Regions from separate parts of the Homo sapiens genome. Here region 1 is linked to region 2. A link is a contact called in ENCODE Hi-C or POLR2A ChIA-PET data. All regions are on one chromosome and are shown on one strand. The core of a region is the stretch at or near the end of the contact, and the rest is flanking DNA. Distances in the headings are between cores, read along the strand shown.

What was found. A loop is a pair of places that touch in the nucleus more often than their neighbours do. ChIA-PET counts read pairs that join two places held with the same protein, here RNA polymerase II (POLR2A). Pooled maps may share reads with other maps.
Region 1: a pooled map shows a loop between it and region 2 (6-fold over the local background). The contact joins the promoter of LINC02595 here to the enhancer-like site in region 2. A Hi-C loop is called at or near these places in 2 of 37 single-sample maps with no recorded cell type and 10 of 50 pooled maps. POLR2A ChIA-PET finds 5 or more read pairs at or near these places in 5 of 52 experiments (A673, AG04449, activated CD4-positive, alpha-beta T cell and 2 more).

Annotation. Positions count from the first base shown.
Region 1 is chrX:45,848,861-45,855,378 of GRCh38, forward strand. LINC02595 (long intergenic non-protein coding RNA 2595) reads right to left here and starts at 2,630. Exons shown (of 3, transcript NR_125365.1): 1 at 2,494-2,630; 2 at 515-612.
Region 2 is chrX:45,706,800-45,713,127 of GRCh38, forward strand. No RefSeq gene overlaps it. Among named protein-coding and RNA genes, the nearest start is that of MIR221, 36 kb to the right of the region's middle. RefSeq lists an enhancer at 3,323-3,422. Within about 2 kb of position 3,717, at least 6 of the 41 ENCODE cell types and tissues checked have a DNase peak (open chromatin) inside an H3K27ac peak, as active enhancers do.

The sequences.
Region 1 (6,518 bases), core at 1,380-3,879, 140 kb after region 2:
TAGCCAGGATGGTCTCGATCTCCTGACCTCGTGATCCGCCCGCCTCGGCCTCCCAAAGTGCTGGGATTACAGGCGTGAGCCACCACACCCAGCCAAAAAATAAAAAAAATTTTTAAGCTGATATTGTTATTGGTTCATGCAGGTGACTCTGTTAACATTATCTCAAATGAAATTATTCAGAACAATTGGCAGTTTTATGTAGTTTCAGGAAAAGTGTTTTGAAAAGCAGATATCAAACAACTGGTTAAATGCAAAGCCACATGGTCACAATGGAAAAACAACTCTTTTAGAACAGTAAAAAGTCATGTAATATAATGACATGCAGAATTTTTATTTAAATACATTGTCAGAAATAGATTAGACCCTGCTTCTCCTCGGAGGTTACCTCAAAATACATTTCACTTCATAGAAATTTATATAAGTGTCAAAATATTGAACATAAGAGCAAATGGGTTAGTACTACTGGAATGCAATAATTATAAAGCTAGATAGGTGGATTAATTGTCCTACATACCTGTGGTTTTTCAGATTCCTGTGCTTGCTTACTCATGTACATTTGACTCTTTCAGAAACCACTTCTGGAAGCTCCCGGTCTGGCTTCTACACTGCCACCTGTAGACATAAAAGAGAAATAAATCATGTATTATTCGTCAACAATGCATCTTTTCTAGGCATCTAACGGGGACATCTGGGGAAAAAGTGGCAAAACATTTGCTCCAAAAGACAAAAATGTTCTTTCTCCTCTGTGTTGAAAATTCCTAAGGCGTCCTTCTCCCCAATGGTATGATAAATTATTTGATTAGAAATTGAAACATATGTAAGTCTCAGATCATCAACTATACACCACTCTGAGCCGATCATTAAAGAGATGGAGTCGCAGAACTCAACTTACAGCCATTTCAAGACCTGTCGTTTAAAATTAAAAGAAAACTTCACCGCTTTGTTCATCTGTAATTCAGAATTCTGTAAATTGACACAAAGAAAGATCAGGGGCGATTCAGGCTAAGGTTACTTTACCACAAGGTTGTAAGATGTCTATTTAAAATAACAGTAATTCTAACCTGAACTACAGTTTTGTCCAATCCAAACAGCAGTTTGGTGGGGTATTTTCATCAAAATGCCCTATCCTTGATTTGAATATGAATGACTGCGGAAGGGTCTTTCTGAAACCCCACGGATTTTAATACAGGTAGGTCCTTTTTCCAAAAAAAAAAAAAAAAAAAAGTCAGGAAATGAACAAACAGGAATAAAAATTCATGAACAACTATCGGCAAATCCAAGCAGCCATGAGACGTGCGAGTGTGTGTGTGTGTGTGTGTGTGTGTGTGTGTGTGTGTGAGAGAGAGAGAGAGAGAGAGACAGAGACAGAGAGAGAGAGAGAGAGAAAGAGACAGAGAGAGACCGACCGACAGACACACACTGAGATTTCTGGAGTTAATTGCGAATAACCGCGCCGCGAAGCTTTTTTACCTCCTCCAAGTCCCACAGTCTACCTAGGACAAGTAAGCCCGGCTCCAGCACCTTAAGCCAAAGACACAAGCACCACCACCTCCACCCCCACTACCTAGGCGAGACAGCGCCAAAAGCCACCGAGCGTGCACGCCAGCCAGGCCCGCTACCCCGCAAACCCGGGAGCTTCTTTATCCCCAGCAGAGATCCGCCCCACTTACCAGTAATTTACTTTAACGCCTCGAAAGCATGATTTGGTTTACGGAATTGCAGCAAATAAAAGAAAATCAAGTCTCCTTGAGACACTGTCCTCCTCCTCCCTAGGACGCACATTCACACGGAACACTCTCCTTTCGCTCTCAACCCCGAACACGCTCTGGACTATCCCAAGAGGGTCTTTGGGGACCCGCCAGAGATCGATACTGCTCCCACGTGCCTCCATTAAACCCTTGTCCAAACATGCACAAGGCGCCAAGGGCATGTGCAGAATCAGCCCTCAGAGTAAGTTCAGCAAACCCATTCCCTACCCCCGAAAGCGCGAGGGAGCACCCTGACGCAAGCGCCGGCCCCGGCAGACAATACTCAAGCAACTCCAGCCTTCCGCGCACACGCCCCGACCGGTCCAGCCACCACTCTCTCCTCCCATGGTCCCTACAGTCTTCGGGCCGGGAGCAGGGGGCGTCCTGATGGTTGCTGGGTGTGGACTGTGAAGAGAAGGGCAACCTGCACACGCCACCGATACTGCGGGGCGGGTAGGAGATCGCAGTTTTCCAAAGCCCCACCGGTGTGCCCAGCTCCTCAGAAGGGGTGGGGTGGGGACAGTGGAACCGAGGGAGTGAACCCTAAGGGAGGCAGCTTTTCTGCACCTCTTTCCCACCTACCACAGCGCGCGCGCAGAAGCGCGCCCACCACGGGGCCGTGCACCTTCCTTCTGCCCCTGGACCTACCCAGCCCTCGCCCCCAAGCGCAGTGGCCTGGAAGAGCGGGCGTCCGGCCCGCGGTGGCCGGGGGAGCGGGCAGAGCGCCGCGCTCGGGGGTGCCCACCTGCGCGCAGGGTCGTCGCTGCTGCCGGTGCACCCGCCGCTGTTGCAGTCTCCAGCTGCAGGAGGAAGAGGCGCGGCGGCTGAGCCCCCGGACTCCACGCGCCTACTCGCGCCCCGGAGCGGTGGTCCTCATTTCCCTTCGTCCCGGCTGGCGAGCCACCCACCTCGCCCGCAGGTTCTGCCAGTCCCGCGGCCCGCCAGAGCCCAAGCTATCCTCTCCGCCCCTTTCCCGCCGCCCCGCGCTGCGCTGCGCTCCGCCCCCTGCCCGCCCATCCCCGCCGGGGCCCAGCCGGGGGCTGCGGGCGCCGCGCCTCGTGCCGCAGATTTCGGGTTCTTGGGTCTGTGGCGGTAGAAAGGGGATGGGGGGGACCAGGGGTGCGGCCCTGGGGTCCGCCCCCAACCCCGCTCTCCCAACCGGTTCCCCACTCCTGGGGCCCGCGGCGGCCGCCCGCGGCTAAGGGTGTGGGAACCGTGCACTCTGCCCCCGCTCTTCCGGCGTCTCCCCGCATGGCACCTTCCGTGGCCCAGAGGGTGCCTCGTGTCTTAGGGGGAGGGGGGTTGGTGAAGCAAGGTGGAGTGAGCCTGAGAGTGGAAGCGAAGAAATTACCATGTGAATTGCCAGGGGATGCAAGTTGCTGCCTGTGCCCTGTTTCTTCTACATTAACTACCTGGATGTGCTGCTTCCCTTGCTACAACCGCAGTAATATTCAGAAGCTTGAATATAAGATTTCCAAGTTAATTGGCTGTAGGGTGGTTGGGTTTTTTTTTTTTTAATGTAATGATGGCAGAAGACAACAGATTCACTCTTTTTAAAAAGTTACTTTACATATATGTACAATATATAAAGCCATATTTCTAATTTAAAAAATAGCAAAATGTAAATAACAGAACAGCTGTGTTTTACAGAAACAAATCCAGTGTGTATGTGTTATTTAAACCCACGGTAATTATATTAATTGGTTCGTTTTAAAGTGTATTTTAGGTATTTCTTAAAACGGACTCAGAATTTAGGGATTAGGAACCCCTGAGTTTTAATTTGGCTTTTTGTCATAGTTCTAAAATGTCAATTTCATGGAAATTACTAAATGAGGTTGTTTAGAAAAATGGGTTCTTTTTCTTCCAGGTTGGCAGCATTTTCAGATCTGGCAAAGGACAGAATTTTTTTTAAAGCCAAGAGATAATAAAATTCTCATTCATTTTCTGATGAGGGAATATCTGGTCTGGTAGCTTTTTCTTTGTTTCTCTCTTTGAGGCAAACTTCTTTTCTGTTTCTTCTTACACGTTTTTCTTCCAAAATTTCTCCTAAGTATAGGCAAAGTTATGGAAGCCGTGATTTTTGAGCCTTTGTTTTCTTAAAAGAGATGGAAAATTAATTATAATTCATTATCAATATCTATCCCAGGCTCATGATACTACATTTCACATTGATTAACCCTGTTTTTCAACTCTGCTTTTAGTAATTTCACCTAACACTTGAGAACCAAGAGTTTTTTAAGTTTCATCCTTATAAGAATGAAAGGCACACTTTAATTAACATTTTGAACCAAAATTAAATTCATTAAATTCACTAATGGAAAGTACGTTAGTACAGTATGTGTTGCTGGGTAAATGAGGACAATGTGGATGATAAACAGTTCTGAAGAAAAGACTCTGAAGCAAAGAAAACAATCCTTAGAAAAACTGATGATCCCCTTTTCAAGGAAAGGATGACAAATGCCAGTAATTATGCAAAGAATGACTCCTGCCTCTCTTTGCTTTGGTTTTGTGGCTAGGCCTGCATTTATCTCTCTTGATCATCATAATAAAAGTAAAGTAATTCAGCATTCCGGTGACACTGCTTAGTAAATTAGCAATTTGAAAATGCTTTTATTACCTAATTAATCCAAGCAAATGCCTTCGATAAATCCAGTTTTACTCTTAACATTTTTTGTGCCTCCAGAGAAACACTTGCATGAAATAAAAACAGCTAAGGCAAGCTCTAAAACAATTGCTAGCCAGATTCCTTGGGTGTGTGAGTGCAGCAATAGAGTTGATATTAAGTGACCTTTGGGTCTTAAATTATATATCAGATATTGGTTCTGAGTTGCTCACTGGCATCTTCTTGAGTGAGTTTCTGTGTGTTTGCTTTGCCGTTTATTCCCCAGAAGCATGCTTCATTTCTTCCTTTCTGCCTTACTGAATCTACCTTAGTCTAAATTATGTTCATTGAACTCTCACCAAAAAATCAGACCCTAATCCATAGCCCACTTGACAATCATCTTTGTCCTTCAAGTTTAGTCTCTTTTGAGGTCTTTGGTAAGAATCCAGCATGATTAAACATCCAAAATTGGAAAGAGTACTTCATTAGGCATGGTTCTAACTAAGAGATAACAACCAGATTTCTCAAAACAAAAGGGTGTGCCATTTGAATAAAAAGAAGAAAGAAATAAAAACAGCAAATCCATTTTGTTCAGGTCAAAACTAAGCCAACAAAATCACAATTGAAATCCTTTCTAAGCCTGAATTGTGCTACGAGATATGTAAAAAGTACAATTAAAATACACTACAAATCCTTTGCTCCACTGACCAAACACCATTATGCTTCACATTTCCCTTTTAGTTCCCGTGCTATTGAGTTTTTTTCACTGATCTTTAAATAAGAAAGTGCTCTGGACACTCCCATTATCCCCAAGGAATTCTGTGTCACCCTCCATTTGGTTTCAAAAGTTCTCTTGAAATGTCTGTGACATTGATGAGGACAGATCTGAACATCCCATGTAGACCTGTGGAAAGGGAGCTCCATGACTAGTCTACATTCAAGACAGTGGGATTAAAACAAAACATGAGTTTTGTTCTAGCAGTTTAATCCAATTGGCATCTCCCATTCTGATGCTCACTGCAGCGAAAGGTTTTATAATGTGTGTTTTTCCCTCTTGAGAAATTTTCTCTTGATAATTATTTTAATAATTTTTTGTTCGTTTACTCTTTGAGTTGTGAGCCTGAACATAATGCACAGTCTTCTCTCTTTTCTTTCCTGTGATAACTGATAATTGATTTAAGGGGAAAAGGGACACAATGAGACAACACTTTTGCCAGTTTTTTCTTCTGGCTCTAAGAAAAGCATGAATTAGCTTTCTTTACTTTGGTTGATTGGATTGAGTGGCATCATTGATTCAAATTTGCAGAATGTCAGTTGCTTTAATTGATCTCCTCGTGTTAGGGAAATACATCACTAGTTATCTCACAAGACAATGAAGATAGAGACAATACTACCCATATAATGCTCAGATTGAAATGTTGATGATCTAAGTTACTTAAAAATATGTGTGTGTATATGTGGGTGTGTATATGTATAATTCAAAGCTAAATATAAACCTGATTACTTGTAATAGATTCTTCAGTTACAAAACCTTTGGTAAGCTCTCTCATGTTTTTGGAGTATGTGATAAACTGAAGAATACCTCACTACCTTACTCACAGGAAAGTACTTTTTTTCTGATCCAGATCTCCACATAAATTCCCAACATCAACTATTTAACCGTATCATCTCATGGTTAAAAAAAGAAAAAAGAAGAAGATGATGATGAAAGAAAAGAAGAAAGAATGAAAGAAAAAGCAGGAAAGAAGAGAGAGAGAGAGAAAGAGGGGGAGGAGGGGGAGGAAGAAAAAGATAAAGAGGAACAGAGTAAAGACTGTGGCCAAGCACAGTAGCTCACAGCTGTACTTCCAGCACTTTGGGAGGCCGAGGGGGGTGGATCACTTGAGCTCAGGAGTTCGAGATCAGCCTGGGCAACATGGCGAAACCCCATATCTACAAAAAAATACAAAAAGCCAGGCGAGGCTGAGGCAGGAGAATCGCATAAACCCGGGAGGCGGAGTTTTCAGTGAGCGGAGACTGAGCCACCGCACTCCAGCCTGGGTGGTAGAGTGAGATTCTGTCTCAAAAAACAAAGAGTAAAGACAGTATGGTAGGGTGAATACGTGTATGACAGGTTAGCACAACTGATAAGCACATCGGGTTAGTAAGATAATGGTTTTCTCTCCCCG
Region 2 (6,328 bases), core at 2,467-4,966:
AAAAAGTAAGATGAATATTTATTTACTAAACTGTAATTTAAAACACTAGAGATATTGGGAATTAAAATGTTTTCATTTCTTTGTAGAAAACATCAATATTCTGAATGGACATTTCTCAAAAGAAGATATACAAATGGCCAATAAGCACGTGAAAAGATACTGAATATCACTAATCATTATGGAAATGCAAATCAAAACCACAATGAAATACCACTTCAAATCCATTAGGATGGCTACTACAGAAAAAAAAAAGAATAGCAAATGTTTGCGACTATATGGAGAAATTGGAACTCTTGCACATTGCCCATGGGATGTAAAATGGTGGAGCCACTGTGGAAAACAGTGTTGCAGTTTCCCAAAAATTTAAGCAGAATTATCATATGATCTAACAATTCTACTTCTAGGTGTCTACCCAAAAAAGTTAAAAACAGGGACTTGAACAGATATTTCCACACCAATATTCATAGCAGCATTATCTGTTTTTGTTTTTGTTTTTGTTTTGAGACGGAGTCTCACACTGTTGCCCAGGCTGGAGTGCAGTGGTACGATCTTGGCTCACTGCAACCTCTATCTCCTGGATTCAAGCGATTCTCCTGCCTCAGCCTTCTAGCTGGGACTAGAGGCGCACACCACCACACCCAGCTAATTTTTAAAAAATATTTTTGGTAGAGACGGGCTTTCAACACATTGGCCAGGCTGGTCTTGAACTTCTGAACTCAAGTGATCTGCCCACCTCGGCCTCCCAAAGTGCTGAGATTACAGGCCTGAGCCACCGTGCATGGCCTTCATAGCAGCATTATTTACAATAGACAAAAGGTGGGAACAACCCAAATGGATAAACAAAAATGTGGTATATACATACAATGGAATATTGTTTACCCTTAAAAAGAAATGAAATTCTAATACATGGATGAAGCTTAAAGATATTATGCTAAGTGAAATAAGCCAGATACAAAAGGACAAATACTGTATGATTCTACTCATATGATTATATTCATATGAGCACAGTCAAATTCATAGAGACAAAGTAAAATAGAGAATACCAGAGGCTGGGAGGAGTGGGGAAGAGGGAATTAATGTTTAATGGGCACAGAGTTTCTGTTTGGGTTGACGAAAAAGTTGTGGAGATAGATGGTAGTGATGGCTGCACAACAATGTGAATATATTTTTACATTGTGAATGCCACTGAATGATACATTTACAAATGGTTGAACTGGTAAATTGTATGTTATGTATGTTTTGCCACAATTAAAAACTTATCAAGAGTAGTTTTACAGTATGGAGATTTCTCAAAAGCTAAAAATAAAACTACTATTCTATCCAGCAATCCTACCCTTGGAATAACTACCCAGCCCCCTAAAAAAAAATCAATCTTTCAAAGAAATACCTGCACTCACATGTTTATTGCAGCAGTATTTACAATAGCAAAAATATGAGATTCAACTAAATGCCCTTCAGTGGTAAACTGGATGAAGGAAATGTGGTATACATACACAATGGAATATTATTTGGCCATAAAAAATGAAATCCCGTCATTTGCAGCAACATGGATGGAACTGGAGGTCATTATATTAAGTGAAATAAGCAAGGCACACAAAGACAAATATCACATGTTCTCACTTATATGTGGGAGCTAAAAAATCTGATCACGTGGAGGTAGAGGGTGGGAAGTTAGAGAATAGAGACTGGAACTGGAGGGGAGGGGGGAATGAAGAAAAGTTGGTTAATGTGTACAAATATACAGTTAGATAGAAGGAATAAATTCAGTGTTTGCTAGCAGAGTAAGGTGACTATAGTTAAACAAAAATTTGTTGTACCCAGGAGATGGACACCCTAAATACCCTGACTGATCATTACACATGATATACACATAACAAAATTTTCCATGTATAGCATAAATTTGTACAAACTACAAAAAGAGTAGTTTGAACAGTGCTTGCTTCTTTCTTCTCTTCATAAAACCTACAATGCAGAGAGAACATTTTTTAATATTTCTTGGTGAATAGCCATCCTCCTTTCTAAGTTTATTGGATCAGCTTCCAATATTTGTCCCTTGCATTTTCAATGTCATGAAATATCTCTGAGAGCTCTTTTAATGTGAAGTTTTTCACAAGTGTTCCTTCCTCTGGGATATATTCATCTCTTTCATCACAATCACTTTTTCATTTGTGTTCATAAGTTTGCTCTCACTAAGTTTCTCTGGCTGCATATCAAGAGCCTCTCAAAGAGCAGCAGTGTGTCCACATTGCCATGGTCAACTATTTCTTCTACAACTCCATTTACCTTTTATTAGAAGCCCATAAAGTTACTTGCATGGCATAGGAAAAGTTCCTTCCATACTGCGGGCATACTACTTGTTGTTACTTCCTGCCATGATGCTTGAATGTGTTCAAGTACGTCCCTTATGTCATATTTCTTTCAAAACTCAGCTAAAAAAATGGCATGATTTCTAGTTAGAGCATTCCTAGTCTGTCTGAAAGTACATCTAATAGGCTTTCAAATTTGAAATAACTGCGTGGTCCATTGGATGGATTAATGAGGTTGTGTTGGGTGTAAAAAGCAAATTTTCACATTTCCATTTAAGAGAATCAGGTTGACCTGGAGTGTTATCCAACAGTAGTAGTACTTTAGAAGTTCAATTATTTTGCCTAAAGTATCTCTCTACCACTGGGAGACAAAGAGGCAACACAGCTACAGGCTTTGCTTTCCTTGTGTGAACTGAGTAACAGATGCACAGTGACCAATCACTGAATGATTTTGAAAGAAGTAATGCGATTGGTCACTGATTATGATGAACATTTGTCACTTACATAGCCATTTGTGGCCTGGAGAGCTAGCAGTGAAATTTGCAGCAGTTACTCACAATTAATATGCTGTGGTGACTAAAATTTGAACTGTTTTGTTGGGAACCTGGTGTTAAATAAACCATGGTAATCAAAATTCATGCATATCAAAACAATGCAAAGTGAGAATTATCTGCATTATGTATTTCTTTGCTTATTATGTTTCCCCTATGAGAATGTAAGCTACATGGGATGCAGACTTAGCCTATTTTGTTTACAGTGATATTCACAATGCCTAGAACAAAGTGTAGCACATAGTAGGGGCTCAATAAATACTCGTAGACAAGAAGAAAGGAAAAGAAAGAGAATGGAAGACAGGAAGGAAGAGAGACAGATGTAAAAATTATCTAGCTAGATCAACTTTCGCGTGAAGATGGTGCCCAGAGAAATGAAATCACTTTCCCAAAGGTACCCTGCACTTCAAGACTTCTGATTTGGGGTTTGAAATGTACCCTCTAACCCACATTGTTCCTCTCTCTCTCTCTCCCTGTCCATGCCTTTCAGTTTATGCATTCACATGAAGATGTGAGTAATAAAGTGGTAGAGGCCTTAATCACTTGACCTTTGAGGAAGGATAAGAGCTTTACTCCAGAAGGCCACAGCCCTGTGGTGGTGATGGTGGGGGTGACATTAGGGCCTTCCCAGACTCCCTAGTATCAGACCACAGAGGCTGCTAATTCTTAGTTTATGTCAAGCTATTTGCATTTTCTTTCCTAAATGTCCTTGTGTGGTGCTACTGTCAGAGTGTACAGGATGCTGGGGTTTTTCTGCTTGTAACTCACTGCCCTGAAGTTGGGTTTCTAATTTACTCAAGGGGCTCCAGTGTCTCAGAGCAGATGGGGCAGCCTGGCCAACGGGGAGAGGAAAAGGCTGATCGGATGAAGAACTTCTGTTTCTGTGACTAAGGACTTAGTCAGCTACCTGGTTTAGGATGTACTATTTGTCAGTAAGTGGATCAGGAGGAAGCAGCACTCATTCTGGCTAGAGTAATGGTTTTCAGTGCATTTTTTACTCATGAAATTCAAAAAGAACAGGGTGCCAGTTCAACCTTGTGGTTGAGGTTATGAATGAGAAAGGAAGCTTAAATTACCCAGAGAGGCTGTCCCCTTAGTCACAGTTTCAGAGCATTCCAGACTCCTGTGTCAATTAAACCATATTGAACTTCAATAAAATACCAAAAAGGCAAATAATGGTCTTTTTGGAGAGCTCCCTTTTGCCCTACCCTTTTGATTGCGCTCTGTCTCTCTCCCCCATCTCTCCACCTCCTCTCTCCTTTCTCCCTCCCTCTCTCCCTCTCTCTCTTTCCTTTTTTCTTTCTTTCTTTCTTTTCTCTCTCTCTCTCCCTCCTTTCTTTCTTTCTTTCTTTCTTTCTTTCTTTCTTTCTTTCTTTCTTTCTTTCTTTCCATTCTTTCCATTCTTTCTTTTCTTCCTTCCTTTCCTTTTGTGGAAAAAGTAGCCGTTCTTTATAAGAATAAAATCACGTAAGTAATTAATTGGAAATGACCTTAGCTGATCTAAAGATTCTAAATCCAAGCTCTGTGTAAACAACTGATATATGTTTTCTTTCATTTTCAGATCCTTTGCCTTTTCACTTTCTCCCTCCATCTTCCTCCCTCTCTCTTGTACCCTCAGATCGCCACGCTTTGGACCTCCCACGAATGGTTTGAACCTGAGGCATGAATTGAGCTTGACTCCCTTGAGGGAGAGTTGCGAGAGGTCAGTGGTGCCTGAACCTTTTCTTGTTAGATACTCTTACAGAAGTTTTGATGAAAAGAATGAGTTGGCCAGAATTAGTCTTGGTTTGGTACATTTCCAATATCTGTGCTTTTCCTGGTTGTCATTAGCATAAATATTTGAGAGTCAACACTGAAAGAATTTGAAAAACGTATTGACTGAAGATTTTTGTCACAAACACTCCATTTCAACTGGCATCTTTCACTCTTTGAAAGGTCTCTCATTTTAAATACCACTTTCTTCTTTTGTCCTATTGAATTTCAATTATGTGCAAAGCCTTTTGGGGAGACACAAAGATGGATAGGACACAGTTCTTACCCTTACTACCAAAAACCATGCAGGGAGATAAGAGTCAGGTTGGCAAAAAGCTAAACAAACACAAGGCTAAACTAATAGTTAAAAAACTCAAAACAAGAAAGGGTCCATGGAGGCCCTGTTTAATTTTCAGTTTACCTCTACAGGCAGAAAATATCAAAGGAGGTCTGAGGAAAAAGGAATGCCTTGGGGGTTGTGGTAAGGCCAGGATGGAAAGAGGAGTTCAGATCAGAGATGCGTCTGGAAAAATTTGGAAGGCAGAGTTGCAGGGGAAGGTATTTTAGGGGGAAATTATTTGGGCAAACAGGGCCACCATGTGCAGTTGTGCAGGTTGTGCAGGCTATGCAATATACAACTATAGGGGTTGCCATTCACATCAAAATCTCTGTGTAGAAAACAATCTCTGTGGCCACTGGTGGCAACCCTGGGACAAAAGTCTAAGAGATATACAGTGCAAAGCCTCCGTGGACATAAGAAGTAGACTTGTTACCATGATGTAAGCCCTGAGAGGGCAGGGACTGAGCCTTATCTTTGGATCTTCAGAGCTTTGCAGTGTCTGGCACATATTAGGTATATGAGACATGTTTCCCAAATAAATGAACTCAATCTTGCCCAATCCCCACCAGCTGGTTGTATGAATGAGGGTGAGGTCACAGAATGGGGATAACTCAGATTTCTTTGACAACTCTGGATAATGTTGGGCCTCAGCACCAAAAGTGGCCCCCTCCCAAATCATTCTAGTTACTTCCAGGATCTTACAGAGAGTTTAATCTGTGTTTCCGTACTGTACTCTCTTTTTCTTCCATTCTGGTCTTTATCCAATGTTTTGAGAGGGACAGCACTTCAGTCATGCCCACTCTGCAGACCACCACCTTCTCTGTGAGTACAGTGTACCTTCCTAGGTGCTTTTCTCCGTGTCCGCAAAGCTGCTACAATGGAGACCATGATGGTGTCATGGTCCCTTCTGACCTCTGGGATTGAAGCCTTATTGATACTACAGAGAACTGTGGAGAATGGCCTTTTGCCCTCCATGGTCATACACATGGAAATGAGGCTGTGTCATGTTTCTCATGTCTGATACAGCCCTCCTTAAAACAATGTCTTCAGCTTCTTCCTGCCTCAACACTGAGCAAAAGATGAACACTATGCAGCTCTTTCTACCCTCCACCCCTATGTTTCTACTTTTGCAAAAGGAAACACAATGAAAAGCATGGGGCGTGTATGGGAACATGGAATATTTTAGTTTGGATGAAGCAAGAGGTATATACAAGTGAGAGTGGGCAAAAGCTGGCCCCAGTGGAGACTGAGTCAAACAGTGAGGATGGATGCATGCAAACCCATAAACACTAGTGGAAAATCATCTAAAAGCTATTTGAGGGGGAGCCACATTTTTAAGTATGAAGAAAAATATTATTATGACTGATGCTATGAACTTA